Linked DNA regions of Homo sapiens: region 2 is linked to region 1. Evidence: chromatin loops called from intact Hi-C (ENCODE). Cell type or tissue: mammary epithelial cell. All regions are shown on one strand. Each heading gives the region's core, and the rest is flanking DNA. Links, peaks and the distances in the headings are about the cores only.

Region 1 (15,776 bases), core at 5,225-13,224:
CAGAAGTCCAGCCCCCATCTTGTGGCTCCAGGTGTCTTCAAGGGTGGGCTGGAGGGAGGTGCTGGCCCCTGGGCAGTTCCCATGGCAGCCTGTGAGCAGGCTCCAGCAGCAGGGAGTAAGGGCAGAGCTCAGGGACCCCAGCGAAGGATGCTCTGTGAGTGGCTGGTTCCCATGGCAACTGAGGAGCAACCTCCACAACAGCTAGGAACCCAGTCACTCCAGCTAGAAGCTGTTGGGAAGCTCAGCGTCTGGAAGCCTGGAGTCACCTGTGGCTGCAGCCTGGAGCTGAACATCTTTCAAGCTGGGATATTTCCATTACCAGCATGCCCTGAATAGCTCTATTTCCGTTTCCTCAAAACATTTCTTGAGCATCTGCATGCCAAACTCTGTCATGGCTACTGGGACCCCAGCAATAAGAAGTCACTGACCCTCTCCTGGCAGGGTTCCCAGCCTAGAGGGTGAGCTAAGCACGCATCTACGACACGGAGGGATAAAGCCCATCTCACCCCGACAGGGAAGCGGTGGGCAGGAAAGCCTCGAGTGAGTGGCCCAGCAGCCACAGCAAGGACAAGGATGATGAGTAGGGAGTGGGCGGAAGGGGGAGGTTTGGGCCAAGCAGTGACCACAGCACATGCAGAGTCATAGAGAGAAACTGCAAAACACTTTTGTGATGGGGCGATCACCCTAAGGACCTCGGGTTACGTCTTGGGGGAGGTGGGCCCTCAAGCCTTCTCAGAGAGGGGCATTGGAGGAAGATGAGTCCAACGGATCCATGAATATTTTAAAAAAAATTAACTAGCTTTATATTTCTTGGATTCATAAAAAGGGAAGGAAAACTCAGGAACATTTCTCTAATACTTGGCAAATCCAGCCCACTAGCAAGTCCTGTCTACACCCTCCAAATGGTCAGGGTTGTGTTCTGGCCTTGAGGCTAAAGCTGGGATCCTCTGAAAAGGGGGGAACTTTACATTTATTCTCAAAGTGTACAACAAAGGACATTCCCTTCTTCATCCCCTTGTACCATGCATCCTTCCCTGAGACAGGAATCCCCATCCTACAGCTGTCCTGGTCTACAAGGCCTGTTCTTCCTCCTTCCTCCATGCAGCCTGGCACCCACATTTTAAGCCTCAGGCCTGCCTTAACATCCAGGTGTGCATGTTCCCGTGAGAGGCGACACACTGTTCTTGTTTTAGCACTGAGAGTCTCACGTCCTGGGGTAAAATCTCAGGACGGAGAGGAAAGACTCAGCCCGGACCTACAGGCCCCAGGACGCTGGGTGGCAGCAGGGATGAGGGAGGCAAGCCTGGCTTTGGTGCCAGGCCTGCCCAGCCAAAGCTTGATTTCTCTACTAGGCTGTGGCATCTTGATGTTAACTTAAATTTTTTGAGCCTCAGTCTCTTCTTTACCTGTTGCAAGGGACAAGGAACACCTATCTCACAGGATTGTAAATAATGCATGTTGAACACTTTCACATAAGAAGTGCTCAATAAATGATAGTTAGTACTTTCTAGAGAAGGGGCTTCCAACAGTTGCAATGTCATGTAGTAAAAGCTGTATCAAGCTTTTACATCGAATGCCAAGGGCCCAGAGGAGGAGCATATATCTTCCGTGGGAGGCCAGGGAAGCCTGACTTTGTCACCAGTTGCTTACAAGACTCCCTGGTGTGCCTCTTACACATCCACTGTGGACTGTGATTGAAAATTGGAGGAAAAGGAGGTACAGGAGAGAAAATTCTGAGCAGCAGGAGAATTTGGGCAGTGAGGTAACAGAGACACCCAGTGTGGGGAAAGTACACCCCATTTCTGAACTCCGGTGCAGTTCATGTAGGGGAAGAACCTGTAGGTGGGGGATTCTGAAATCTGCAAGAGTCCTGCTGCAGAAAGCTGGGTTTCCCAGTAGGAGGGTACAGGCATTCTAGAATTCTCAGAAACTTCTGGACCATTCTAGTCTATTCTGGAATGCACTCCCTGTGGGTGAAGCCAGAAGGCAGAGAGGAGTACACAGGAATTCTATTTGTGAGGACAAGATTGGGGCTGCTGACCTGTTTGTGAGATGCCCCTCTGAGGAGGACCACAGCAGCTTTGGAATTAAGTCTGGAGAGATCTGTACCTCTAAGGAGGCCAGGACTGCAGACAGTGGAGCAAACTTCCCCTAAGAGAGCAGCCAGGCCTCATCTCTGCTGTGATTCTTTGCTGGGAAAGTCTGAAGAATATTAAATGTGGAAAATCAGTATCTTCTTGTCCTCCTCTGTAGCTGATGTCTCCCTTGATTGTGCTGAAGTTGTGGGAAGGCGCATTTCTTTCTTATTCAGGAATTGCAGCTCCTTGATGCCCTAGTTGTGTCAGGGCCTCCATGAAGCAAGTCCTGTGCTGAGAGTGTTCCCATTTGACAGTGACGCCAAAGCAAGGATGTGATGAGCAGGTCCCCTCCACCCAAGAACGCTCCATCCCTGGGACCAATGGCTGTGATAATGGTGCTGGGGGACACAGGGCTGGAAAATACAGTTGTGCATTCAGGGAGCAGCTGGGTCTGGTGCCATTGTCACATCTACCAAGACAAAATGGTGGAGAATTAAATACCAGCCACATTTCCCTTCCCAGAGGTGTGTGAGGAGGCAGCTTGTCAACAAGGGTAGGTCTGACTCTGCTGTCCTCTGGAGACTAGAACAAATGTCCTATCTTCATTTCTCAATTGCAGACAAAAATATACTTTTCTTGTCAACCAAGAACCTGGAATGTGCCCTCTGATGATTATAGGCAGAATCCACATTCCAGAGCATGGGAACCAGGCCCATGCTCTGAATATGGTGTCCAGGCTGGCCATTGAGCCATTTTCTAGCCGTCACCTCCACAATAGGCTAATATCATCACCTGGGCCACATGTACCCTCTTTCACTGCTGCTCTATGCTTTGGGGACTACCGGTTAGTGACAATGATCTGCTGGCATTTAAAATCTGAGCTCCATAATGCTGAAATCTCCTTAGCAGTGGCATCTCATCAGAGCTTCATCTCACCAACACGGCCCTGGCAGCAGGTGGAGAGTGGCTGTGCATGCTTTGCATGTTTCCATGCACACTTCAGGGCCTTAGCAAATATAATAACTTCCTAAGTAGGACCCAAAAAATTCAGGCTCAAAAAAGGTGTGGGCTTGTGTTACAACAGATGGATTGAATGACCAGGTAAATCTGCTGCAGAGAGCAGAAATCAACCCCCCTTATTTACACCCATCTGATGTTATGGTTTTGTTTTGTTTTTGTTTTTTTTTTGAGACACAGTCTCCCTCTGTCGCCCAGGCTGGAGTGCAGTGGCACAATCTCGGCTCACTGCAAGCTCCACCTCCCGGGTTCACGCCATTCTCCTGTCTCAGCCTCCCGAGTAGCTGGGACTACAGGTGCCCGCCACCATGACCAGCTAATTTTTTTTTTTGCATTCTTTTGTTTAGTAGAGACAGGGTTTCACCATGTTAGCCAGGATGGTCTTGATCTCCTGACCTCGTGATCCGCCCGCCTCGGCCTCCCAAAGTGCTGAGATTACAGGCGTGAGCCACCATGCCCAGCCTGATCTTATGTTATTGTAGCTGTGTTATCACTGGGCTTTATTATGTTTCAAAAAAAAGATGTCATTTCTACCAAGTGCAAAAACAGCAAAGTGTATCTGCATTTTGCAGAGGCAGTTGGTGTGATAATGAGAGCGAGAGGAGATCTGGATGCAGGCAGGTCATGGTTTGAGCCAAGGAGGAGGCCCTGGGAAAAGCTCTGTCTGTTCAGATGCTCTGACCCCCATACCACACCCCTTTCCGGTCATCCAACTAAAGCATCCGTGTATGGGGGACCAGGCTGCCTCCGGTGCATATGTGCAGAACCCTGGGGTCAGGCAGGCGGGGTGCCAAGCCTCCAAGAAGGGTGGGGAGCCCTTGGGACCCGTGCTGGACGCCCTCGCTCCCGAGGGCCTGCTGGGGAGCCAGCAGGCTTCTGGATCTCATTAAGGCACAGCTGCCCTGCAGCCTGGACACCATATGCAGAGCATGGGCCTGGTTCCCATCACTTGAGTGTGGACTCTGCCTATAATCATCAGAAGGCACATTCCAGGTTTGCAGTTTAAGAGAAAAGTATACTTTTGTCCTCAATTGAGGAGCCATTCTGTTCAAAGTATTTAAGTGGTTTCCGAAGCTTAGCAACATTCCTCCTGTCTGCATCTGACCATGCAGTTTTGATTTTCAAGGTAGGCCAGCAGGATTCTTGGAGGGAACACGCCCCCCAACCCCCCATCTGAATCTGCCTGAGAGCTAACAAGTGCCAATGTGGCCAGATGAATGTGTGCTGCGCTATTTGTGATGGAGGTCCCCAGAGAGCCTTTGTGCTCTAGATCTTTATTGGAACACCCAGTAAATATTGGACTCAGGCTCCCCATTGTTTTAGTGTAGGGCTTAAATGCAGTCTCCTTCAGGCTGTCAATGTACCTTTGACCAAATTGCAGCTTGCATTCCCATACCAAATGTGGTTTCGCAGAACCCCAGCTCACTCTAACAGAACCAGCTGGGACCAGAGAGGGTCCTGGTTTGCTCTTTGTGTGCACAGCTGATTTCTCAAAGCACTAACTCACTTTTCTCTGTACATAAAGATGACACTGGGGACACCTGTCATCAGGGATCGGGGCATCAGCTGCACCCAGTCAGGCACCCACTCACCCACGTGAGACTTTCAAAGCCAGCTGGCTAAGGCTTGGGAGGTACCCCCAGGGCAAAAGGACAGCTTGTCGTTGAGTGAAGTGAACCGCCTTTAACATTTTTATAGGTTATAGCCTGCCTAGGCAGCAGCAACCAGCTATTTGATAACCAAGGGGGTGACCAGATTTCTACTGGCCAGATAACCAGAAAACTAAGGCTTCTGCATTACACCGCTTCATAAGAGAAAATAAGCATTTTAGCTACAGGGAAGCCCTGTTGTTTTTGAAAGCTGGAGGAGGTCCTCCTGCTGGCCATGGGCTTGGCTGGCCGTGGGCTAGGCTGACTCACAGTCAGAGAGCAGCCTTTGTGGCTGAGCTCAGCGGAACTCAGCGGACACCCGCACGGTGGCCCAGGGCCAGCAATAAACAAGTCAGGGCTGCTCCTGGCGCTCAGGAATCTGGGGTCAATTAGGGATCAATGGTGCCAGAGGATTTAAAACAATTGCAACCAGCCAGGCAGGCTCAGGCTGTATCAACAGTGAAATGCAGAATGTGCAGATACAATTGTACTATCCCTAAATTAAATTAACGTTCTACCCCTCGGCAAGGCATTTTTCTTAATAAGTGGGATTGCTCCTGGCCAAGCTTTAACCACTAGGGATGGCAATGACCGATGACCTAACTCGTCACTTAACCTTGGCCAAGGACACCAAAACCCTAGTCATTAGGGGACCCATCTGTGAACCTCTGTTGAACAATGAAGTCAAACCTAATCTGATTTCACCCACACCTTACATTTTTAAGCTGCAAATTTCCACAATTCTCTGACTGACAAGAACATGAGGTCTATTTGATAACCAAGGGCAATGACAGGATTTCTTTTGGCCAGATAACCAGAAAACGTAAGGCTTCTGTATTACATCGCTTCGTGAGAGAAAATAGGCATTTTAGCTCATCATTTCCTCTTGTCATTTCTCATTGTTGTGCCTACCTGGCACAATGTTAACTCTATAGAAAGGCTGACTTTTTAAAATTTTTGTGGGTACACAGTAGGTGTATATATTTATGGGTTACATGAGATATTTTGATACAGGAATGTCATACATAACAATCACAGCAGGGTAAATAGGGTATCCATCACCTCAAGTATTTATCCTTTGTGTTTCAAACAATCCAATTATATTCTTTTAATTATTTTAAAATGTATAATTAAATTATGTTTTACTATAGTCACCCTGTTGTGCTAGCAAATGCTAGGTCTTATTTCTTCTTTCTTTGTACCCATGAAAGGTTGAATTTTTAACTGCGGGCATCAGTGACTGCTAAGGATCCAGCAGAGAGGGCAGTTTGACTCAAAGAGGTGAAAAAAATCAGTGGGGTCTTTTGATCATCAGGAATCAGAAGCAACTGGAGGCAGGGACCCGGAAACCCAGGCAGGGCCACTCAGGAGAATGACAGAACCCTTCCAGGCCTCCATGCATGACAAGCTGGTATGCACACCATTTGGTTGGCTTCCTGGGTCAGAATGGGTCCTTTGTGTCCCTTCTACCATCTTTGACAGAACTGCCTTTGGTCCCCAGGCTCCAGCAATGTGGTCTGAATGGGGGTTGTCTCCCTTTCTGTGTCTCCACCTCTCTGGCCATAGTCCCCTTGAGGGAGGACACCAACCCAGTCACGGCTGATCAGGGTCTCTCCCTGAGATTTATTTGTGCTACTGCTGGTGGGGAAGAAATGTTTCTTTTTTGGCTGGGCGCAGTGGCTCATGCCTTTAATCCCAGCACTTTGGGAGGCCGAAGGAGGTGGATCACCTGAGGTCAGGAGTTTGAGACCAGCCTAACCAACATGGTGAAACCCCATTTCTACTAAATACAAAAGATTAGCCAGTCATGGTGGCACATGTCTGTAATCCTAGTTACTTGGGAGGCTGAGGCAGCTGAGGCAGGAGAATTGCTTGAACCTGGGAGGTGGAGGTTGCAGTGAGCCGCAATTGTGCCATTGTACTCCAGCCTGGGCAACAAGAGTGCAACTCCATCAAAAAAAAAAAAAAAAGAAAGAAAGAAAAGAAATGTTCCTTTTTGGAGGAGGAAGAAGAACCTCGAAGCTGCTGGTGGTCAGATTGTGTGACTGCTGGGGAAAAGGGTCCACAACCCTTTGGTGAGAATGAAGCCAAAATACAGAGAGAAGCATATGGCAGACAAGCTGGAATGTTCGGTCCAAACAGTGGCTCCCGAGGCTAGAGTACCCCCACCAGCATGAACCACTGAACCAATGAGCTTGCTTCTCTTCTTGTCCAAGTTCATGCAGCGTTTCTTGATATGACACTTGGTAATGATTTCTTAGCATTCTATATGTCATGTTACTATTATTTCTGCTGTACAATTTTGGGTACATTTTGGCAGCTAAGTACTCATTCAGATCAGCAGCTCTCCACACGTCAGGTTGGCTTGGGAAGCAAGCTTGGAAGACCAGGACGAAGGGTAGGCATAGACTTTGAGGCAAGCTTCGTAGACTATCATAGGGGTTTGCTTCTTACTATCAGAATTCAGCACTGACTCATTTATAAACCAGGAGCAAAAGAAGTGTTATTTTGATTTGCACTTGTTGAAACATTGATTATTTACCAGGAAAGGCTATAGGCAGCAAAGAGAGATCAACCTGAGATGACTTCATAATCTTTGTGACTACAGGGTTTGTCTTCTTTTGGGGGGTTCACAACCATTAACTTCCATTTCCAATGAAGAGTAGGATTTACACCAGATCAAATATCCCTGTTCTTTCCTATCTATCTATAAACCTAAATTGAGTTCAACACATACATAACACCTGAGCATGTGCTATGCTGGAGACCTAAAGGCAGCTCCTGGTCTTACAGACAGACCCATTGGTATTCCTAGTTGATTTCATCCTATTAGTTGAAAACCCTTCAGCAGACCCCACAAGGGCACTCAGAATACAGTTGTTGCTAGAAGTAGCTCTCAAGGTCCTATGTGATCTTCCGCACCACGCATGATCGCCCTCACCTCCCCTGGTGCCCAGTGGGAGCTCTGTGCTCTCTCCCTCCCCACACTCTTGTCCTCTGTGAGGATAGGGTCACACCCAGAAGCTTCTTTCCTCAGCCCCACCCCAACTATCTATACCCTACTCACCCGTGAGGGTCCCACTCCAGTCCCTCTTTCTTAAAACCTTCCCCAAGTCCAGCTCTTATACATCTTTCTGGCAGAATTTCCATAACATTTGTTTTTGAACTCTCTCAGAAAGGGACTTCTGTGATTATTTTAAACTGTAACCTTGCTGGGCACAATGTCTGCTCCTGTAACCCCAACATTTTGGAAGGCCAAAGTGGGCGGATTGCTTAAAGCCAGGAGTTGGAGACCTGCCTGGGCAACAAAGCAAAGCATCTCTACAAAGAATAATAATAAATTACTGGTTTTGATGGTGTACACCTATAGTCCCAGCTACTTGGAAGGCTGAGGCAAGAGGATCACTTGAGCTCAGGACTCTAAGGCTACAGTGAGTGAGTTATGATTGAGCTGTGATTGTGCCACTGCACTCCAGCCTGGGTGACAGAGTGAGACCCTGCCCCTAAAATAAATAAATAAGATAAACTTTAAAACAACACTGTAGGCTCATCATGTATCTGGTTATTCCTATCCAGACTCCTGGAGCCTGGCAGTGGCCGTGTCATGTGTAGGGTGTCCCATGAGTGGCAGGAAGGGCTGTTCAGGGAGCAGGGGGAGAATGCTGAGGATGGCAGGGGCACAGAGGAAGGGGAGGTGACCTCCATCTCTGCTGTAATCAGCTTCCTGGGTTCTGTTTACTGTAGGCAGCACAGCCCCTTCATCCTGTGTTGTTCTACTTTCTTTTTCTCTGCTGTCTTTCCATTCCCATGGGTTTTAATAAATACATACCTTGAGACGTGACAGAATCTATTTCCCCAATGGGCATCTATGAGGCATCAGGATGTGGTTTAGCGTCTGACCTAGTGGTGGCACCCAAAGGCATTCCCTGCAAACACAAGCCTCCTCCCTGGTCTCAAGGATCTCAATCTCTGGGCGATGTTGCTGGCAGGGCATCAGGGTTTTAAAATGGTGATATCAACTCTCTTTTTTCATAGCTACATTTCCCAACTCTGGCTTCATTCCCTAGTTCTGACACCGAGTAGCTGTAGAACTCTGAGCAGACCATTTAACCTCTCTGAGCCTTTGTTTCTTGGTGACAATAACAGTCTCTTCTTTGGCTGTTACCAGGATTAAAAGCTTCAGTGAACGTAAAGTTCCTAGCCCAGTGCCTGGAGCTTAACGGGCACACAAAAAATGTGCCAACTGCCTGCACAGGGAAATTCTGCCCAAGGGAAGCTTTAATTACAGTTGCTTTCTCTTTCTCCCAATTCAAGGATTTGCTTCCAAGACAATTAACAGACCACAGAATTCTGCTACCTATCAGCCACTGGTCGCCAACAGACTCCCAATGTTGGCACAAACACCGTCTCTCGAAGCTGGGACACTTAGACAGGTGCCAGCTTGTGGCTCCATGGCTCCCGGTGCATCCGGATCTGTGACAGTTACACAAGACGTGTGCTTAAATATTTACCATGCTCAGAGTCTCCCCAGCACGGTGGGGCTCAGAAGAAAATCCAAGAAGCAAGGCGGCTCTGGCATCATCCGCTCCTAGCTTGGTGGAGCATATGTCTTGATGGGAGGTATCGTCAACAGACTGGGCGACCTGTTGCTTTAAAAGATGAACAATAACGATCTCCTCTCAGACTCAGGAACAAATACTAGGCATATCAGATTGCTTGTGAGACTTAGGCAATTAGAATGGTTCTGTGATATCATTCCCCTGAGGGTCCAGGAACTCCCCTAAGTTCCCAGTGTGGGTGCACAGTGTGAAACGCTGGAGGAGGGGAGAAGCAGCAGACATGTTTCAGCACCACCTACGCGTCTGACATGAGCTTTTGTTATCTCATTCACGCTGCAGGAACATTGTCTCCATTATCATTATGATTGTTTCTACTTTACAGATAGGGAAACCAGCTCAGAGAAGGTGAGTAATGGACCCGAGGTCACACAGCTGTGAGACGCAGGGCCAGGATTTGGCTCCAGCTACTAGCCTGTAGCAGCATGGGCATGGCCCAGTGGAAAGACTAACACAAAGATGAACATCCCAGCACCCTTCCAAAAGGCTCTCCAAAGAGATGGGTCCCACAAAGGTGCAACAGTCTCCAAGATTCCCTGACCTCACTGTACAGCCAGAGGTTGGGAATTCCTTCCCTTAAGTCAGCCCTGATCCTGGTGCCCCCCTGTACATTTCTCCCACTGACAACTGCTCAGGGAGGTTCCTCGCCAGGGATGTAAACAGGACAGGGTCAGACCCCAAGTGCCAAGTAGGTAGCCAAGGGGGACAGAGGCCCTGTCTAGGGTACCTGAAACACACTATGGAGGGGCTGGTGGAGAGATTCTACTCTCCACTTGGATCTTACGCAGGAGCAAGGAGGTAAAAAGAGTGACCACACACACTAGATTTCACAGTCAGTAAGGACTGAAACCTCTGATCTGCTGACTGGCTTCACCAGGAGGGATATCCTGGGAGTCCCAGGCAGCCACTGGCAGCACCCCTGCTGTGGAACCCAGGATTCCTGCACCTGAAAGGGGAGTCTTCTGGGACCACTCCTGGAGCCCAGGAGGGCTGCACGTGTCAGGGGCCCACAGACAGGTGAAGAAACCCTTTAAGCCTCTTTCCTCGAGTGAAGGCCGACCTCCCCCACTCCCCGGCATTAGACATTCTGGTTTTGCAGGAGCTGCTGATGGTGGCGGTAGTAGGGGGAGAGTCTACATTTCGAATGAGCTTCCCTTCCTGGTGGTCTTGGTACAAGTCTGTGGGTGTATTTTGAAAACTGCTGCTTTCCCTCCAACACAGCTTCCCTTGCTGTCTCCTTGGACTGCAGCAGCGTTTCTTACAGCCACGTGGCATCTCAGGGAATTCTCTGGAAGATGAGGCTACACCGAAGTCAAGAGGCGTCTTTGCTGGGCTCACTGTTGAGCTGTGGAGGGCCTGTAAGGCCCCAGAGGAGGCCGTTCCTTGGACTCTGTGCAGGGAAACTTCTCTTGACTAGAAATACACCTGTCTTCTCCGCCCAAAGCCCAAAGTGGGTGGCCTGGGCTTGCAAAGAGACGAGCAGGCTCAGGGCAGGATGGCTCCCTGCAGCTCTATGGCCTCGAATGGGGTAAGGGACTCCCTGGAGGCCTGAGTAATTTGGGCACTGGGAAAACAGGGTCCTCTATTTCTAGTTTTCCTGTCCAGAGCACCCCAGGGCTGTGTGCCTGGCCTTGTGGGGGCCGTGACCCTGACCCTGGCTCTCCCTAAGGTGACCACTCACCCTAGAAACACCCTAGAAACTCACCCTAGAAGATTTGCTAAACAGCAACAGTTTAGCTAATCTTCACATCTTTGAAGGTACAAAAGTCCCATGTGGGGCCTCGGGTCAGAGAACTGCCACAAACAGCCCGTGAATTCATTAATCCTTCCCCAGCCTCTCGGTTTGGCTGCATTCCTTCATGTATCCATTCAACACATAGCACTGAGCATCTACTGTGTTTGGATTTTGGGGGAATCTTTGGGTAGCTTCAGCTACTAGGACAAAGAACACCGCCCCCTGAGATATACATGCCTGGACGATGAATCCTGTGCGTCTACACAACATTTCTGAATGTTCTGAAAAGGAAAAATAATAATAAACAAATGTGTGAGGTAGTGATTAAGATATTCACAATATTTCCCTTTAAAACAGGAAAGTCTGACAGCTAAAGAGGAGAAACGTCTTTGCTGTCCCCCCGACTCCCACTTCAATTTAGACTCCTGATTGCTTTCTTGATCTTTCAGGGTTATAACCGCGATCTCAATGACTAATAGAAAACTCCATTAGGCTCCGTCTTTATGAAGGGAATTAATGACTTCGTAAATTTAGTGCTTCGTAAACATAGGAGGGGGAGCACTTCCCTCAGGCTTGACGATTCCCTGGCAGGGAGGGAGGCTGGATAGGAAAGGAAACGCTTCCAGCCTGCTGAGAGGCCTCCTCACCCAAGCATTCTCTGCTGCTCCTTAGAAAGCCAGGCCCCACAAGGCTTAGGTGCGCCAAGATCCTGAAAAAGAAGTCAACGCGAAGGCACGAGAGCTGGGAGCCAGGGAGAAAGAGATGCGTCCGCCGACTTGAAAAAAAATACCAACTGGTGAAATTTTCAAATATAAATGCAGATTTTAATTACAAATGTGTGTCCTTGGCAAGTCCAGCTTTTGTCCTGGATTAGAGAAATCTGTTGTTCAGACAGGCCAAACCCACAGACGAATTATATTCTTTGTTCTTTCAAGCTTTTTAGGCCTGGCCAATGACATAAAATCTTTCAGGGGGAAAAACACCAAACTCTCAGGACACACATTCAGAAGGCAGCATAGGGAAGGAGAGGCTGTAGGATCGAGGTCTTGGGTTTCCTTGCTGGAATGAATGAGGCAAGTTATTTCTACTTGAAGGAGGGGAGGTGGGTGGAAGAGGAAAGGGAAGGGCTCATTTTATAGAATAATGGCATTTCCAGGGGCTTCTGCAAAGAAGTTTTCCTGGTCCACTGATGCTTTCTGCTTCAAAACTGCCCTTCTTCAGAGACCAGCCATGTCTGCTCAGCCCCTCTCTCCTTGAGAATACCACAGCAACAGTTTAGCAAATTTTCAAAGACTGATGTCTTTGAAAATACATCAGTCCCATCTGGGGCCTCAGAACTGCCATGAACAGACCCAATGAATTCATTAATTCTTCCCCAGCCTCTTGGTTTGGCTTCATTAATTCATTCAATAGATAGCACTGAGCACCTACCATGTCTGGATTTTGGGGGCAATCTTTGAGTTTCAGGAATTGAGGCCTTCGAGAAGTCTCTCAATACTTGTAATAGCAAGAGCAGCCACATATATTACTTAGGGGATAGACGATTATTTCCTTTCCTTCCTTCCTTCCTTCCTTCCTTCCTTCCTTCCTTCCTTCCTTCCTTCCTTCCTTCCTGTCTTTCTGTCTTTCTTTCCTTTTTCTCTTTCTCTCTTTCTTTCTTTTTTTTCTGAGACAGGGTGTTGCTCTGTCTTCCAGGCTAGAGTGCAGTGGCACGATTTTGGCTCACTGCAGCCTCCACCTCCTGGGCTCAAGCAATTCTCCTGCCTCAACCTCCAGAGTAGCTGGAACTACAGATTCACACCACCATGCCTGGCTAATTTTTGTCTTTTTGGTAAAGACGGGGTTTCACCATGTTGGCCAGGCTGGTCTCAATCTCCTGACTTCAAGTGATCAGCCTGCCTCGGCCTGGCAAAGTGCTGGGATTCCAGGCATGGGCCACCACGCCTGGCGATAGATGAATTTTTGAGTGACCCTGCCGTGACTTTCTCCTTGTTCCTTGATAGGTTTTGAAAGCACCAGCCAGACTAATGAAATGGTATTGCTGGTTTGCAATACTCTTGATGGAAAAAAGTTTAAATCTGTACCTCCCTCCTTTTTTTTTCAATCAGCCACCTAAGTTCTCTAATAAATTAATATACACTTTCTGAAATTAGAAAATAAAAAAAGAAGGCTTTGTGTATTACATGCAAAAGAGAAAAGTCTAGAAGATACTAGTCAGAGGTGTCTGAGTCAAAGGTTAATCAAAATTAAAGGAAATAGTAAAGAAGTAGTATAGGAAAATGTCACCACTTGGGAAGGCTGGCAGAGAATTTTAAAATCCTCTTTTCCACAAAAGATTACAGGTAACACACATTCATGAGTCCTTTGACCCAATGCAAGGTCACAGAGAGAATGTATCTGACACCTATTTTATTTGTGTTCTGCTCTATTCCAAAAAGGACTTAAGGTGGTTTGAAGAGGAGGAGACATAAAATAAAAGTTAAATATGTACTAAAAGCCTGAGCAAAAAAGAAAGGAAAGAAAAGAGTGGCAACATAAAATAGAGGCTGGAACAAGGTGAGGGAAATTAAAAGCACACCGTGCAGGTTGATATGGTTCCTTCCTGTGGGCCGTGAGTTTGGCTCTAGGAGTTAACTGGGAAAGGGAAACAGATGAATATTAAACATAAAAGCAGATCGATTGCTTAGGAGACCACTATTTTTGGAATCCAGGAATGGTAGGCCTTTCTCCTGCAGGCCTTTCCCCACCATCTGTATAATGTACTAAGCCACAGCCCTAATAGCATAATAGCATCCTGTATCTGATGTGGCCTCAAGCGGTTCAGAATTTGGAACTGTGGATCTGCTTAGGACTTCAGTTTCCTTGTTTCATAATCTGCTCCCGAATACCCCATATCTGGGCATATTCTTATTTGATTCAGGTCTGCTGTGGTCCAGATCTGTAAGACTCTGCCCTGCAAACAGACAGTATAGAAAATATCATCAGTGACCATATTATTTAACCTCCACATTATCACCCACATCCTCATGAGTGTGAGGGTCCAAATGGTACTGATAAGAAAAGTTAGTAAGAGGCAAGGTCACCTGCAGTGTCTGGGGTAACAGACACCACATCTCTGCAAGCCCCAGCCTTCAGCCTGCCAGGTGGAGGGGCAGACTCCATCTGATCTCAGAAAATTTGAGAACCGTCCAGGCACAGTGGCTCACACCTTTAATTCCAGCACTTTGGGAGGCCAAGGCTGGTGAATCACTTGAGGTCAGGAGTTTGAGACGAGCCTGGCCAACATGGCGAAACCCCGTCTCCACTAAAAATACAAAAATTATCCGGGCATGGTGGCACGCACCTGTAGTCACAGCTTCTCGGAGGCTGAGGCAGGAGAATTGCTTGAATCCTGGAAGCGGAAGTTGCAGTGAACTGAAATCATACCACCGCACTCCAGCCTGTGTGACAGAAACAGACTCTGTCTCAAAAAAAAAAAAAAATTGAGAACCTTCCCAGGGCCCACCTACAGTTGACTCTTGAGTAATGAAGGCTTTAGGGGTGCCAATCCCCACACAGTTTAAAATCTATATACAACTTTTGACTCCCCCAAACTGAACTACTAATAGCCTACTGTTGACTGGAAGCCTTATTGATAACATAAATAGTCGATTCACACATATTTTGTATGTTAATGTATTATATACTATATTCTTACAATAAAGTAAGCTAAAGAAAAGAAATTGTTATTTAAAAAATCATAAGGAAGAGAAAGTATATCGACTACTCATTAAGTGGAAGTGGATCGCCATGAAGGCCTTCAGCCTTGTGGTCTTCTGAGTAGGCTGAGGAGGAGGAGGAAGAGGAGGGGTTGGTCCCGCTTCTCAGGGGTGGCAGAGGCAGAAGAAGGTCCACCTCTAACTGGACACACACAGTTCAAACCTGTGTTGTTCAAGGTCAACTGTACACGCCACCGAGACCAGAATGGGTGGTTTGATATTTGTCAGTGGCAACAATTCAATATTCTATCCTTTAGATGTTTTCTCACTCTGGTCACATTTAATGTGTTTAATTGATGCTGTGTGGAAGTTTCTTCACGTTAGAGGATAAATAAGCCATTCCCTTTGATAGGAGCCTGGGGCTTTCCCTGCGAGGAGGGCACTTTGGGAGCAGCCTTCTCATTAGAGGGCAATTAGCCGGGCTCCCGCACCCGGTGCCCTGAGCGGGGCTCCTGAGTAGGCAGGGCAGACGCGCCATCTAGTGGCAGCTCTCAGGACGTCCACACGCCTGCTCCTGCGGGCTCCCGCGCCCTGGGGTGGCAGGCACCGGCATGCTAGAGGTTAACGAGGAGGTTCCCTCCTTCCAGCGTGGATGAGCCTTTCCGTGAGGGTGACCGGAAAGGCGCCTGGGCTGGTGACGGTGTCAAGTGTAGGCAAGAAATACGGCTGATCAAGAAGCGACTTCACCTCCCTCGCACAACACTGAGTCCCTTTGCGGCAGGGGCCCTCCCCGCCGCGAACCCTACTTGGAACCTTGCGCCATGCGATGTCTCTCTCATTCTAGGCCACGGAAGCCCTGGGTCACCCTTTCAGCCTGGTTCTCTCCGGTGGTGCTGGCTTGTTTCTCCTGTCTGTTGGGGTCAGCTGCGTCCAGCCTCGGCTCCTGCAGGATTGCCCGGGCAACCCAGAGGAGATGGGCGGGC
Region 2 (15,776 bases), core at 3,915-11,914, 78 kb before region 1:
TCTTTCAATCAGATAGTGCCATTAAGGATTTCATTATGGCCGTCACATCCTGTGACATCTCTAAACATGCAGCATTAGGGCCTAAGTGCAGCCCTGCAGGTAGAGTTGCCAGGTTTAACAAATAAAAATTACACGCTGGCCAGGCGGGGTGGCTCATGCCTGTAATCCCAGCACTTTGGGAGGCTGAGGCAGGTGGATCATTTGAGGTCAGGAGTTCGAAACCAGCCTGGCCAACATGGTGAAACCCCATCTCTACTAAAAATACAAAAATTAGCTGGGCATGGTGGCAAATGCCTGTAATCCTAGCTACTTGCGAGGCTGAGGCAGGAGAATCACTTGAGCCCTGGAGGCGGGGGTTGCAGTGAGCAGAGATCACACCATTGCACTCCAGCCTGGGTGGCAGAGCGAGATTCTGTCTAAAAAACAACACCGTATTTGGGGCATGCTGATACTAAAAAATTATTCATTGTTTGTCTGAAATTAAAATTTAAATTGGGGGCCCTGTATTTTACTGGGCAACCCATTTGCAATATCAGCAACAATCTCTTATTCAGACCACTGATTAAGTGTGCAAAATTTGAATCTCTGAACAGTACCTATGTCCTTGATATCTTAAATTAATGAGTGTCTTAGACACTCAAAGCAGGAGGAAGCATTATGGCAGATGTTTGAGCCCCAGAGATGTCCATGAGCACAGCATAGAGCTCAGAGCCTTCTTTATTATTTGCTTCACGACAGAGCAAAGGACTGCAGCAGGTTGACTGATATAAAAGTTTTACCATGTCTCACAGCAGGCCTTTGCTCAAGTTTCCAGTAAGGATATTGTATCATTTCTTGCCTGCAGTACTTGTAAATCCACTTACACTGCCTGCTGTTGAGTCATTTGTTTCGTCTTGAGTAGCATGTCATCCTTGTTCCTAGAAGATAGTGAGTTTAGAGACAGTAGCCAAGCAACAGCAGAGCAGCCTCAACCAAAACGATTTTCCATTTTGGTGGGATGAATTGAAACACAAGCATCTTCTATCCAGGGGAGATTTGGGGATCATAAAGAATCAATCTGAGCTGGTACCACCATATTGGCTGCTGCATTTTCTAGAGTTGCCGTAACTAGTCTCACAAGCTGGGAGGCTTTACACAACAGACATGTATTGTCTCATAGTTCTGGATGCTAGAAATCTGGAATCAAGGCTCCAGGGGAGAAGCTGCTCCATGGTTTTCTCTTAGCTTCTGGTGTTGCCAGCAATCCCTGGTGTTCCTTGGCCCGCAGGCGGATCACTCCCATCTCTGCCTCCATTGTCACACGGCATTTTCCCAGTGTGCCTGACTCTGTGTTTCTTCTCATAAGAACATCGGTCATATTGGATTACAGGCCCGTGCTACTCCATTATGACCTCATCTTAACTTAAACAATTACATCTGCAGTGATCCTGTTTGCAAATAAGGTCACATTCTGAGGTTCCAGGAATTAGAACATAGACATATCTTTTGGGAACAAAATTCCAGTGATAACAGTTTCGGAGACAGACTAGTCCTGGAGTTTGTAAGGTGAGCCAGGACCAAGGTGCCAGGATTCTCATTTTGTAAGGTCCAGGAACAAAGTGATGTTAATAGAAAGAACATGTTTTTGTTTGTTTATTTGTTTTTGAGACAGTCTCACTCCATCACCCAGGCTGGAATGCAGTGGTACAATCTCGGCTCACTGCCGCTGCCATCTCCCAGGTTCAAGCGATTCTCCTGCCTCAGCCTCCTAAGTAGCTGGAATTACAGGTGTGTCCCACCATGCCCAGCTAATTTTTGTATATTTGTGTGTGTGTGTGTGTGTATATATATACACACACACATACATACATATATATACATACATATATATATACACACACACACATATATATATATATAAAATATATATTTCTTTTAGTAGAGACTGGGTTTCACCATGTTGCCCAGGCTGGTCTCGAACTCCTGCGCTCAAGTGATCCACCTGTCTTGGACTCCCTAAGTGGTGGGACTACAGGCACAAACCACCACGCCCAGACAGAAGGAATATGTTTCCTTCCAGTCTCACTTGACTGGCTGCTTCCCTAGATAACAACAGAGGATGTCTGTTGCAGTTCTCATTGCTGGGGAGTCTAAACTGGAATAAAACACCCACTATCTCCATCAGGCTTGCACTAGAGCCCAGCTCTAGCTGGAGAGAAAGAAGCTAACCCGCACAGACACAGGACTGTAGGCAGGGAGCATCCGGGGGTATTTGGGTCCTGGCTCTGATGTGCCTAAGGCCAACTTCTCTCTGGCCATGCTGGCGTGCATGAGCTCACTAATCTTCCTTTTTGCCTTCCATTTTCTCCAATCCTGACTTAGCAAAGGTTGGGCAAAAGAGACTCTGTGTGAGTTCGAGCAAAGCCTGAGATGCTGGATTTTCCAAGATACGAGAAGGGGCTGGGGGCTGGGTGAACTGGTGGTGGAGGAGGGAAGGATTAATTTCCCAAGGAGGGGAAGGGGCCAGGACATCAGGCCCCGGGGACTTTGAAGAGAGGGTCGTGGGTAGGAGGTAGATCAAGTGGAGTGACACAAAGGTCAGGAAAGAGGAAGTGTCCACACTGTCCTTCGACAGACTTGAGTCTATGGGACTTCCTCCCTGCACGGTACAAGGAAATGAGTAAGTGAGATAATGTTGTAACTTCTGGCCCTCTGACATTGCACTGCCCCGATGTCACAGTTGGAAACTGTACCTGCCCCCATCCTTGTCTGGGGTGTGTTTGGTCTGGGGAGGGCTGGTGAAGCAAGAGGTACTCAGAAAAAGGACAGAAATTGCTTCCTATTATCTGGGCATTTGGAGGTGAAGGGGTCACAGCTCTGGCAAAGATGGGGTTGAAAGGGCCCGGACTCCAGGGAGGGGCAGCTCTGCATGGCCTGATTCCTGCACCCCACCTTTGCCCCCTCACACCTCCTCTCATCTCCCGTTTTTGAAGAGGAGGACCCTGTCACATCTGGACAATTCTGCAAGAACTCTGTAGAACTGACTTCACTGTGAACCAGGCTCCAGAAGTCAACAGAAACAAAAATGCTCACATTTAATCACGATGCTCCCTGGCATACACAGAAGACTCTGAAAACTTCTGAATTTGGGAAATCCTTTGGCACCTTGGGGCACATTGGGAACATAAGCCATCAGTGCTGGTGTGTGTGTGTGTGCGCGCACACGCGCATGTGTGTGCATCTTCTACCATGCCTCCTACAAATTTGACCTGGGCCCAGGGCCATGTTCGGTGGTTTTTAAGAACCGAGGCTCCCAGAAGCAGTATTGGGCAGCTAGAGTGGCCCCAGGATCTATATCAAACTCTACCTGTTTCTGAACCAAATTTCTTCTAGAATTTTATTCCATAAATCTGAATTATGGTGTCAGACTCCTAGCATACACTAAAGGAACTCTCTGCCTTGCATTAAATAACAGGAGTTACCCCTGGAGGTAACTCCTAGCCCTGGCTCTTTAGAGAACAGATGCCGAATAGGCATTAGGGGATGTGATGGATGTGCTAACTTTCAAAAAAAAAAAAAAAAAAAGGCCTGAGCTGAGTGCTCAGAGATTCACAAAAAGCTGACAGCATCTCTCTGTTCCATTGGAAGCTGGGTGATCCTTTCTACTCTTTCCTGAGAAAGGCAGTTGGGCAGGAAAAAGCTGTATCTCTGTCCTCACTGAGAGGGTTTCCCAGTCTGAGGGTGAAGGATCAGGAGAGGGAGACCTGACGGGTCGATGTGGGGCATCATCCACTTGAGTGAGAACCAGAGGGATCCCGTCATTGCCCAGGGCAGATGCTCCATTTTGGGGGGCATCATTCATTCTTTCCTGTTCTCCCTGCATTCCTCTGGCTCCTGCCCAGGAGAGGTGGCCGCTGGCAAGAGAGCTTGGTGGAGGTGGGAGGTGGGAGGTGGGGGGTGGGGGGTGGGGAGTTCTTGAGCCAGGACCTAGCGCATAGTCTCCAGCCTGCTGATGGCTGTCTTGGATGCTTCAAAGGGGAGAAGATCCTAGATGTGGGAAACATTGGTGGGCGTTCTGCTGGGGCATCTGTAGCCTCTGAGAAGGCTACCAGTCTCTCCTAAGCTTACGCCGTCACACCCTGGGCACTTGTTGAATGACTTTACTTAGCTTACAGCCTCTGGTTCCTGTTGGGAAACTTAGGGCTTGCCACAGTGTTCATTTTCCTTTGCGGGCAACTCCGTTCCTGGCACTTATCATATTACCCACTGTACTCCCCGCTTAGAGCTGTGTCAAGGTTCTGAGAATCTATCCCTTGGCTTGGAAGGGGTCATCTCTCTGGCCAGATCATTTCCTGATAGGTCCTGAGGCACCACAACACATAGGAGGCTTGTCCTCTCTCTGGGGTTCACTGCCTTGCTCCTTCTCCAGGTCAATATGTGACCTTGGACCGGTTGCTTGAGTCCCCTGGTCATTCAGAAACAATTGGGTTTCCCTGGCTTTGGAGCCTGGCAGCCTGGCTTTGAGAACCGGGCTTTAACTTGTCACATGACTATGGCCAAGTTCCTGGGGCTCTCCAAGCTTCACTTCCTCTGTAAAAAGGGCAATAATATAATACCTGTCTTATTGGGTTTTGTCCATGTTAGATGAGACATTGGGTACAAAGCACTTGGTCCCGTGCCTGGCACATTTACTGCACTTAATGTATGATAGTTTTCTTATTATTCTAATAAACAATATGGCTTTGGGAGTATAGTTCTGCCACATTGCAGTGGCCAGAGTGAAGGTGGTGAGTGCCTTCTGGGGCCCTGGGAGTCAAGGTTATCCGCATGCCCTTTCTTGCTTGCTCCTCAGTGTGGCTGCCTCTATGTCCACACCATGCAGATGCAACAGGTAGTTTGAACCTCTGAGGCCCACAGTGGGATGGGGAGGCAGGGACATCACTTATGGGGTGGGAAGTCACCCATTCCCCAGGAAATGGCCCCAGCTGCCTTTTCCATGACTCCTCTTGAAACCCTGTGGAGGCCACATTCGTGTTGGGGCGGTCTTTCCCATGAGGATATGTTCAGATGCCGAGGCATTTTGAAAAGCCCTCCATAGAGTTTCCTTTCATAACACATGATCATCCCCTTGGGCTTCTGGTTTTTTTTCTTTCAGGACCTTATTTTCAGGCAAGTGGCCTTTGACCTCTAAGGCTGTCCTTTCCTAGCTACCGAATCCAGCATTCAAAGTGATGGAAATATGTATATATAGTAATAGTAAAATATCAGCACTTAATGGCCTGATAAGAATGTCACTGCAATGCTGAGTTTGGACCAACATTTGCCTGCTCCTGCCATTGAGCCCGGGCTCCCCTCCAGAGCTGAGCTGCTGCAAGGGATCTGAGTAACTAGGGCTGTGTCAGAGTGGCGATGACAGCCACCACATGCTAAGGAAGAGATCCCCAAGGACAAGGAGAATCCCACGTGGAGCTACTTGCTTCTTTGTCAGTCTTGTTTTTCTTATTTCACAACCTTCTAAAACACAATCTCTCAACCTCTATTGTTAGCTTGCATTTTTCAATCATGAGCACAGCTTTACCTGGCTCCATGCTTTGATTGACTCTACCTGCCAACACTGCAACAACAGGGAAAGGGACACCGGCCTCATACCATTAGATGGTGTGTAGCCTGGGCATGAGGATAATTAAAAACTCCCAAGGGGATTTTAACATGTAACACAGTTTGGAAACCATTGATGTAAGATCTTCTTACTCAACATGTGCTCCAAGGAGCTGTTGTATCAGCTTATCAGAAATGTAGATCAGGCCGCACTTGGACCTGTAGAATCAGAATCTGCATTTTATCAGATTCCGACATTATTTGTATGAACATTAGCTTTTGAGAAGTGTTGCTTTAAGAGACTAAGGGGGTCAATCTACCTCACTTTGCAGCTCTGTGTTCCTTAGTCATTGGCTAAAATATCAGCCCCCCTGCAATGAGCCATCCTCCCTTGTATAGTCAGTGATGGCCTGTGAACCTTTAGCCAACTGGAAGTGGGAGGGGACACAGTCCACAAAACACTATCCTGACTTTTGACACCAACTACAAGTCAAGGGGTTCCCCAAACCACCCTGAGTTGTGATAATTCGCTGGGAGATCTGACAGAACTCACTGAAGGTTGTTATACTCATGGTTGTGATCTCTTATAGGGAGGGAATACAGATTAAAATCAGCCAAAGGAAGAAGCACACAGCACAGAGTCCAGGACAGTGCCTGACATGGAGCCCCTACGGTCCTCTCCCGTGGAGTCACGGACAGCGCCACTCTCCTGGCATTGATGTGTGACAACACACAGGGAGTGTTCCCCACCAGGGAAGCCTTGGTGTCCAGGGTCTTTACTGTGGCTCTGTCACATGAGCACAGCTGACTGCCCATGCGGCCGATCTGTTCCCAGACTCTCCACCGCTACACATCACTCACAGTCCCTGCTCTAAATCACACACCATGACCCAATGTCCCCGGGCAAATGAAAACACCTCTAGCAGGCAGGACGTTCCAAAGCCTTAGAGATCACCTCTCAGAAGCTGAGGGCAGAAGCCAGACCTCTTTTTGGGCAGGGTTAAATTCTTTATTACTGTTTTTGAAAAAACTCCCAAATTGAGTTTTTCCTCTTCACTTACAGCAGCATAACAACAATCATCAATGCAGAAGACTTCTGCGAGCAAAGGTGTGGGGGAAAACCCCAAGCAGTGGACACTAGCTGGTGTCCTCCAATTTGATTCTGATGCTGTCTACTGGGAGATAGTGTCAGATCCTCAAGCCTAAACCCTCCTTCTCCCAGTCAGAGGGCTGGCCTTTGGAACTTCTGACCAATCCACTTCAAGTTGAGGTTCCAACCACTCCGCTCTTTGGGTTTGGTTGATTTGCTAGAGTGGCTCACAGAACTCAGGGAAACACAGCTACCAGTTTATTGCGAAGGACATTTTAAAGGATAAAAGTAGGCAGATAAAGAGATGCATAGGGCGAGGTGTGGAAAGGTCCCTAGTGCAGGAGCTTCTGTCCATGTGGAGCGGGGGTGCACCACCCTCTCAGTACATGAATGAGTTCTCCTTCACCTGCCTATCAGCCTCTACATGTTCAGCTCCCCAACCCAGTCCTCTTGGGTTTTTATGGAAGCTTCAAGACACCCACATTCTTTCCCCAGAGTATAGGGCAAGACCTTCTCTGGGGAGGGTTTTAAGACCCACAGTCAGAAAGGTGGGGTGGGGTCAAGATTAGAGTCCTGCCTTGACGGGCAGGTGAAAGGGGTAGGGGGAGTAGGTGAGAAAAATTCTGTTTATTTTTTCTTTTTTTTTTTGAGACGGAGTTTCACTCTTGTTGCCCAGGGTGGAGTGCAATGGCACAATCTCAGCTCACTGCAACCTCCGCCTCCCAGGTTTAAGCGATTCTCCTGCCTCAGCCTCCCGAGTAGCTGGGATTACAGGCGTGTGCCACCATGCCTGGCTAATTTTGTATTTTTAATAGAGACAGGGTTTCTCCATGTTGGTCAGGCTGGTCTCAAACTCCTGACCTCAGGTGATCCACTTGCCTCAGCCTCCCAAAGTGCTGGGATCACAGGTGTGAGCCACTGCATCTGGCCAAAAGATTCTGTTTTTGAGGCCTGCCTCTGAGGTCTAACACACTCAACATTATAACAAGACTGTAGTAAGGGCTATGGGAGTTATGAGCCAGGAACTGTGGATGAAAACCTATCACAGATATGCATATATATATATATATATATATATGCATATCTATAATAACTCCACAACTACACACTGCCTTATTGCTCAGTTCTTCTCTCCATGTCTCTGACCCACCCTTGCCCCCTTCCTCCATCCTTTTCTCCATTGCATACCCATCCACTGTGCCCTTTGGAATGCTCACACCATGAACTGCAAACTCTCGTGTGGCTTCAGCCTCTTCTCTGAAAGTTCCTCTCACCTATTACTTTCTCTGGAACCTGCCATCCCTGCCACCTTCTCAAAAAAGGCCTTTTATTCTCTTCATTCCACAAAGCTCAGTGTCAAAACATGGGGTTTACACTGGAAGCTGAGGTCACATCAGTAGCCGGGATCAGGGTCGCCCTAGCTGCCCAATGCAGCTCCCAGGCCTCCTGTAAAACCTTGACCTTTGAGGTCATGACAGCCCTCTCCTGCTATGCTCATAGCTGACCACTGAACTCCTGGACACTCCCTCCCCCAAGTTCACAGAGAATGTGGGCACATGCCTTACAGTCTTCCCTTGATCCAAACTACTGCCTTCATCTTGAGTGACAGCAGCATCTTTTGGATGTCTTGGCCTGTCTAGCTTTATTTTTTTGTGTTCTGCCATCAAGTTGCTACTTCTGTTGCCATCGTGCCTGTCAGCGCAGTGCAGGCTGTGGTGAAATCCCACGAACTCAGGCATCACACTGACCGGGTCTGAGTCCTGTCTCAGTTGTCAGCTAGTTGTGCAATGAAGGGAAAGGGACCTACACTTTCCAAGCCTCAATTCACTCATCTATGGCATGGTGACAATAATGGAGGTTGATTTAAAGTCCTTTGTAAGAATTAAGAGTTATAATAGACATAAAGTGCTGTATCTGGTATACCTAGAAAACATTCCATAAAAGTTAGTAATTGTTGGTCATGTAATGATGACTCTCTAGGCTAGGATTTCAGCTTCATTGCATGCACATGGTGCACTCACAGGGCGTGACCTCTCTCTGTCTCAGTAACCTCATCTGAGGACCGGGATAATCATACCGCTTCAAAGGGATGTCATAAAGATTAAATAATATGTGTAAGGCTGCTTGCATTTAGCTGCATTCAACAAATATTTCTGTATCTTTCTCCTCATTTCTCCTTACTTTCTTGCTTATTATCTGCTCTAGGTATAGATTTCAGAGAACTAAGCTTGTTACAATCCTTCATAAAATAACCAGGTTGGTTAGGGCATTTCCAAGAGTCAATACTGTTTAGTGACTATTCTCTGTTTAATCTATTTTGATTGTCCAGGGTCATCTTTTGCTATGTCATAGGTTGTTGGCTTCTTCTAGAGAAGTGAGACGATGGACAAGTTCCAAGTGAGTGAGGCGACTGGTCAGGATATTCCGCTGAAAAACTCATGTCAGTTCTAATTCGTGATTGTAATTCAATCACAGCCTGAGAACAGTAGGACTGTAGTTCAAATGCTCTGTTCCCTTTTTTTTTTCCCAGAGGATAATTTTTTTTTTTCTTTGAGATGGAGTCTTGCTCTGTCACTAGGCTGGAGTGCAGTGGCGTGATCTCGGCTCACTGCAACCTCCGCCTCCTGGGTTCAAGCAATTCTCCTGCCTCAGCCTCCCAAGTAGCTGGGACTACAGGCACATGCCACCACGCCCAGATAATTTTCGTATTTTTAGTAGAGACGGGGTTTCCCCTTGTTGGCCAGGGTGGTCTTGATCTCTTGACCTCATGATCCGCCCACCTCGGCCTCCCAAAGTGCTGGGATTACAGGCGTGAGCCACCGCGCCCGGCCTCTAGAGGATAATTTTTAAATGTGCTTTTGCATTTGGAAAATGTGATTGGCATTTTTTTCTAATTTTCTAATATGATACGCTGTCGGATGCTATGGATTACTTAAACCCTCTGGCTACCTAGAAAGATCTTTAAGTGGTTCTCAACAAGCTTCATACGCAATGTAAATTGTATTATCTCTCAGGATGTGTGAGAACATCTGTTTTTCTTCTAATGCAGTAAACATATAAGGGTCTCTTGGGATATCTTTTAAATAGACTTAATACAACATTCAGGAATGATAACAAAATATAATCACAGTTGTAAGGGAATGTGAGCATTTCATATTAATAACATTGGAACCTTATGTTTAATACAGTGTTAAAAGTTGACAAACATGTAGGAGTCAGAAAATTCAATTAAAATTATCACAGTAATATGAATTTAGCCACATCCTGTGTTAGTTATGAAATCCATTTAACACCACAAACAGTAATATTTTTAGCCAGTTTATTCAAAAGGAAAACAGGAACTAAACCACTTTCATGCAATATATACTCTGTTAATGTGGTCAGGCTAATTTTGCTGGGGGAAGGAACTTAACTTTTGAATATTTGAATGCCCAGTCATTTAATCTGAATATCCTATTTCCTTGCATGTTGCAAAATTTTTGTCAATAAAAGGCAGAAAAAGAAATCTCTTCTCCATGCTCATCCCTAAGAGAATGGGTTGTCTGTACCCTGAGAGCATTTTATGGAGGGGACAACCACTTTTCTAATTTTCCTTCCCACTTCTCTGTGGGCACAAATGCTCTTTGGTTGAAAGAGTTGTAATTCAGTCCCAAGATGAGGTGTGGTTACTGCATCCCTAACCTATATCTGGGGACCCCACAGCCACACACATGGGGGAAATGGAGCTTGTCATTCAGTTCTCCAGCCATTGCACAGGGTTCATGGACTCTTCGTTGATCCCACCCCACGCTTCTTCTCTCTGCTAGCCGAACACACTTCTCTCTTCTTTATCAGGAGGCCATAGGAGAAGGGCATTCATTTTTAATACACATACATCTGCATCAAGTCTAATTTTGCCATGTCTCAATCCAACTGTCAAATGGGTTGTTTGGGGGCTATGGTGCTTATCAAACATTTACTCAAGAATAGCCAAAATTAGCCAAGCAAGGAGAACTTCAGCAACGTTCCCAAATGGCCCCAACCAAGTACTGTAAGACTGAGGATAGCTAAAGGGTCTTGAGAGGGACTTCTCAGGCAGTGGCCCCGACATTTATCTGTTTTTTTAAGTGAGAAATCTGAGTACCATTCTTGACTCCTCTTCCTTACCCCCAACCCCTCACTAAGCCTTGTGCTACTATTTAGTAAACAGACCCTCAATGCACAAACTTCTGTCTAAGGCCATGGCCACCACCCTAGTCTAATCCACCATCTCTTCTCTGGAACAGACCCCAGCTGCTCTCCCTGTCTCTGTGCTGGTCTCTCAATCCATGCTCCACACTGCAGCCAGAGTGCTCTACAATGCAAATCCATTTGTGAGACTCCTCCTCTTAAAATCCTCAAGTGGCTTCTCTTTGCCCCCAGGATCATTTTGAAACTCCTTAATGGAAGAGGCATGGCCCTTTGGGATGTGGTTCCCCAACCCCTCCCACATCATCTTTTCAATCAGATTTCCCACTAAATGGAAATTTTTTCAGGTCCTCAACTTTATGGTGACTTTCTCTTGCTCAGGATCTTTGAACATACTGTTTCTTCTTTCCTTTTGTATTTGCCAAGACAACACTTCCTCTGGTAAGATTTTCCTGACATCCTCTATAAAAAAAGATTGAGATAGTTGACTACCCAAAATGTTTCCCATTCATTCCAAGCTCTATTCAAGGCAGTAAAGTGCCCGGCTGACAGATTGCATTCCTCATCTTTTCTGAAGCTAGCAATGGCCATGCAACAGCATTCTGGCCAATAAGATAGAAGTCGAAGTTGAAGGGTGGGATTTCCAAGAAAGCTCGTTGAAGACATAATTCCTCATTTCACTTCTTACTCTTTCTCTTTCCTGCTTCCTAAAATGCGGTGCAGATGGCAGACACTTCAAAGCTGTCTCAGGCAATCAGGTGATGTTAAGGCAGAAACCAGCTTTATGATGGGTAGAACAGGAAGAAAGAAGGCACCTATGTTCTTGTTCACCTTGAACCACACCAGCACTGCCTTGCCTACCCCTGGAATTCCTTTAATGAGAGGCAAATGAGAGCTTACGTGTTTAAGCCATTGCTATTTTATTTTTTTTTGTTTATATGCAAAAGAACTTAATCCTAACTGATATTAACACTAACTGGGTCTATTGCTTGGTACCAAGCCAATGCATGACACATGGTATATATGCTCAGTAAGTATTTGTTGAATGAGTGAGGCAATGAAAGAACATAGAGGATATATATAACAGTCCTCCTGCCCAGATGTCATCTGATCCTCTTTAGGATCTGGGCCCATAAAACTGTATCTGATATAGTTTGAATATTTGTTCCCTACAAATCTCATGTTGACATTTTATCCCTAATATTGGAGGCAGGGCCTAGTAGGAGGTGTTTTGGTCATAGTGATAAATGGCTTGGTGCCGTTCTCACAGTAACGAGTGAGTTTTTATTCTAGTGGTTCCTGCAAGAACTGATTGTTAAAAGAGCTTGGATCCTTCCACCCCTCTCTCACTCTTGCTTCCTCTCTCTCACCTTGTAATCTCTACAAGCTCTTCACCTCCCCTTCTCCTTTTGCCATAAGTGGAAGATTTCTGAGGCCTCACCAGAAGCAGATGTTGGTTCCATGCTTCTTGTACAGCCTGCAGAACCATGAGCCAAATCAACTTCTTTTCTTTATAATTATCCAGTCTCAGGTATTCCTTTATAGCAACACAAATGGACTAAGACAGTTTCTAATGCTATGGTTCCTTTAGTAGGTCAGTGTAAAACCCTGGATCACTCCTGTAACAAATTACTTGGAACTCTTCTCACCATACATATTTAAAAATAGTTGCCATGTTGAAAATCCTATAAGATCATATTTTATTTCAAATCCAACAACTCATTGCTAAGGAGATACAAGAAGCAGAAAATACAGAGAGACTAATGTGTTGATGATTTTTGTGAGGGACATAAGGTCTGTGTCTAGATTCATTTTTTTGCATGTGGATGTCCAGTTGTTCCAGCACCATTTGTTGAAAAGACTATCTTTGCTCCACTGTATTGCTTTTTCTCCTTTGTCATAGATATCTGGTCACCTTACCTTAGAGTCACAGATGAATGGTCCTATTACTTAACTACTGAAAATACAGGCCAAAGCAAACAGAGGAATAAGGGATATATAATAAAGTATTTGTGTACTTGACTTGGCTCTAAAGGAAGCATTGCGTGTCTGTGTAAAAAGAATGGGTGAGAGTTTTCCACCATTCAATATTTCTAATCTTTCTGAAATACAAAGCCAGGACATCCTCTAATCCATACATTCCATAGTTTGGTTAATATAAATTCCTTTATTAAATCCTTATTAAATAAAGTTATTTATGTTTCTATGAAACTCATTTTAACTCCTAAGTGAAAAATACTACTGAGCTAACTAAACATCAAACATTTTTAATTTTTTAAATTTTTTTAGAGACAGGGTCTTGCTATGTTGCCCAGGCTGGCTTTGAACTCCTGTGCTCAAGCGATCCTCCAAACTCAGCCTCCCGAGTAGCTGGGACTACAGGTGCATGCCACTGTGCTCAGCTAAACATTTTTTTGAAATGCTCTTTTAAAATCAATTTTATTGAAGTATAAGTTACATACCATAAAAGTACTCATTTTGAGTGTACAGATTGACAAGTTCTGACAAATGTGAACAACCATGTAACCATCACCAAAAATAAAGATATGAGACATTTCCATTACCCCAAAAAGTTCCCGTGTCCCTCTCCAGTCAATATCCAGCCCTAGCCCCAGCTCCAGGCAACCACCAATCTGCTTTCTGTTGCTATAAATTGTACTTATCTTTTCTAGTGTTTCATACAAATGGAATCATACAGCATTTACTCTTTTGTGTCTGTCTTCTTCTGCTCAGTGTAATGTTTTTGAGATTCATCTATGTTCTGTGCCTCAGTAGTTTGTTCTTTTTATTACTGGATAATTCCATTATAAGAATATACCACAATTTGTTTATCCATTTACTGCCTGATGGGCATTTGGTTGTTTCCAGCTTTGAACTATTTTGAATCCTAAAAGACTGCCAGTTTTGAATGAGACCCCAGAACAATGAATGTAGGCTCTGTATACAAGTTCAGGCTGCTGGGCAACTTAGGCCTTAAGACACAACTCTGCCACTTAGGCCTTAAGACACAACTGACATGATGGTGCTTAAAGTGGCTGTGATGGAAAAGGAGGCTGTTTGGAGCCTTTGGAGTGCCTTTATAGGTGAACCCCAGCATAGCACCTAATGATTTGGAGCAAAGCTGTGTCATTCCCCAAAGATAACTATTCGCCTTTTGAGAAACATCTTCTAGCTACTATCAATAATAAACACAGAATGCATCACCATGGGCCACCGTGTTGTCTTTTGACCTGAGTTTCCATTGTGAACAAGAGTCATTTGATCCAAGGCAGAAAGTTGGGTGCACACAGCAGTGTTCCATCATCAAATGGAATATGAGATTGGGCCCAAGTAGGTCCTGCAGACACAAATAAGTTGCAAGAGCAAGTAGTACAGGCGCTTGGCCTGGCCAGTACTGTTGCCAAGTTGACTGCTTCCCCTCAGTCTGCATCTGTGGCTTCATGGGGAGTTTCCTATGACCACTTGATGGAGGAAAAAACAAATTGGAGCATAGTTTATAGTGCTGGTACTACCCAAAGTGGCTAGCTGAGGCACTACATCTCCACTCTGGGGTGCCCGTGAAGGACAGTGCCAAAGGAAAACCCCCTCAGTGAGCAGAACTTGGAGCAATACAAGTGGGTGTTCATTTTACCTAGAAGAGAAGATGTCCGTGAGTTACAGATCTACACAAAATCACAGAGAGTGGTTAATCGTTTAGTCTGATGGTCAGGGACTTCCAAGAGACATGATTAGAAAACTGGTGACAAGGAGTCCTGGGGAAGAGGCATATGGATACCTCTGAACACACACAAAACATGAGAATATGTATCCCATATGAATGTTAACCAAAGAGCAGCCACAACAGAAGAGGATTTTAAAATCAGCTGAATAAGATGATTCATTCTGACAGCATCAGCTAGTCTCTTTCCCCAGCCACTGTTGCCCAGTGGGCTTACATATATCATGGCCATGGGGGCAGGGCTATGTATGGACACAGCAACATGAATTTCCACTCATCAAGGCCAATTTGGCTCCAGCCATTGCTGAGTGCTCAGCCTGCCAAGATAGAAATCTACGCCAATATGGCACCATTCCCTGGGCTAGAAAACCAACTGGTGGAAGGTTGATTACATTGGACCATTTCCATCATGGAAGGGGCAGTGCTTTGTCTTCCCTGGAATAGACATTTACTCTGGATATGGATGTGCCTTCCCTGACTACTACAATGCTCTGCCAAACCTACCATCCATGGGCTTAATTTTATTTGTTATAAAATTTCAACCACCATTGCTTCTGACCAAGGAAGTAATCTTACAGCAAAGGAAGTACAGATATGAGCTTCTGATCATGGGCTTCACTGGCCTCACAGTGAAGCAGGTGGCCAGATTAGAACAGTGGAATGGATTTTAAAGGCTCAGTTACAGCACCAGCTGGGTAGCAACACCCTGCTGGCCTGGGGTTATGTCCTGCAGGATGCTTTAAGTCAGTGACCAATATATGATGCTATTTCTCCCATTGTCAGGATTCATGGGTCCAAGAATCATGGGGTCAAAATGGGAGTGGCTTTTCTCACTATCACCCTGGTGTTCGGGTAGTAATTTTTCCTTCCCATTCCTGTAACTTTGGGCTCTGCTATTGCAGAAATCTTAGCTCCTGTGGGGGGAATGCTTCCATCAGGGAATACAATGGTGGTTCCACTAAACTGACAGCTGAGTTTGCCATCTCCTCGTGCCAGTGAATACACAAGCAAGGAAGGGGGTTCCTTTCTCACCTAGGGTGACTGATCCTAATTACCAAGGAGAAATTGGACTGCCACTTCACAATGAGGGTGAGGAGTATGTACTCTATGTGTCTGTGATTAATGTCAATAGAAAGTGACACCAACCTAGTACACAGAGGACTGATCATGGTCCAGGCCCTTCAGGAATGAAGATTTGAGTCACCAGGCAAGGAACTTGGACTC

What was found. Hi-C counts contacts between places; a loop is a spot of excess contacts. Peaks named below come from ENCODE experiments on the same cell type or tissue, not always from the same donor. Only the 100,000 strongest peaks of a DNase experiment are listed, where the experiment ranks them.
Region 2: a loop joins it to region 1, with 4 times the contacts of the local background. A loop is called at or near these places in 3 of 110 quality-filtered maps.

Annotation. Positions count from the first base shown.
Region 1 is chr13:30,787,738-30,803,513 of GRCh38, forward strand. LINC00398 (long intergenic non-protein coding RNA 398) reads left to right here and starts at 15,469. Exons shown (of 2, transcript NR_047012.1): 1 at 15,469-15,776. RefSeq lists enhancers at 3,044-6,017, 4,895-5,189, 4,943-5,459, 10,867-12,066 and silencers at 4,895-5,189, 15,244-15,363. In mammary epithelial cell, for the core only: a CTCF peak has its summit at 8,639; DNase peaks (open chromatin) are centred at 8,644 and 9,544; H3K4me3 peaks cover 137 bases; H3K27ac peaks cover 1,765 bases.
Region 2 is chr13:30,710,662-30,726,437 of GRCh38, forward strand. It overlaps a transcript of ALOX5AP not described here. Among named protein-coding and RNA genes, the nearest start is that of ALOX5AP, 17 kb to the right of the region's middle. In mammary epithelial cell, for the core only: no CTCF peak of the experiment used is centred there; a DNase peak (open chromatin) is centred at 8,680; H3K27ac peaks cover 1,052 bases.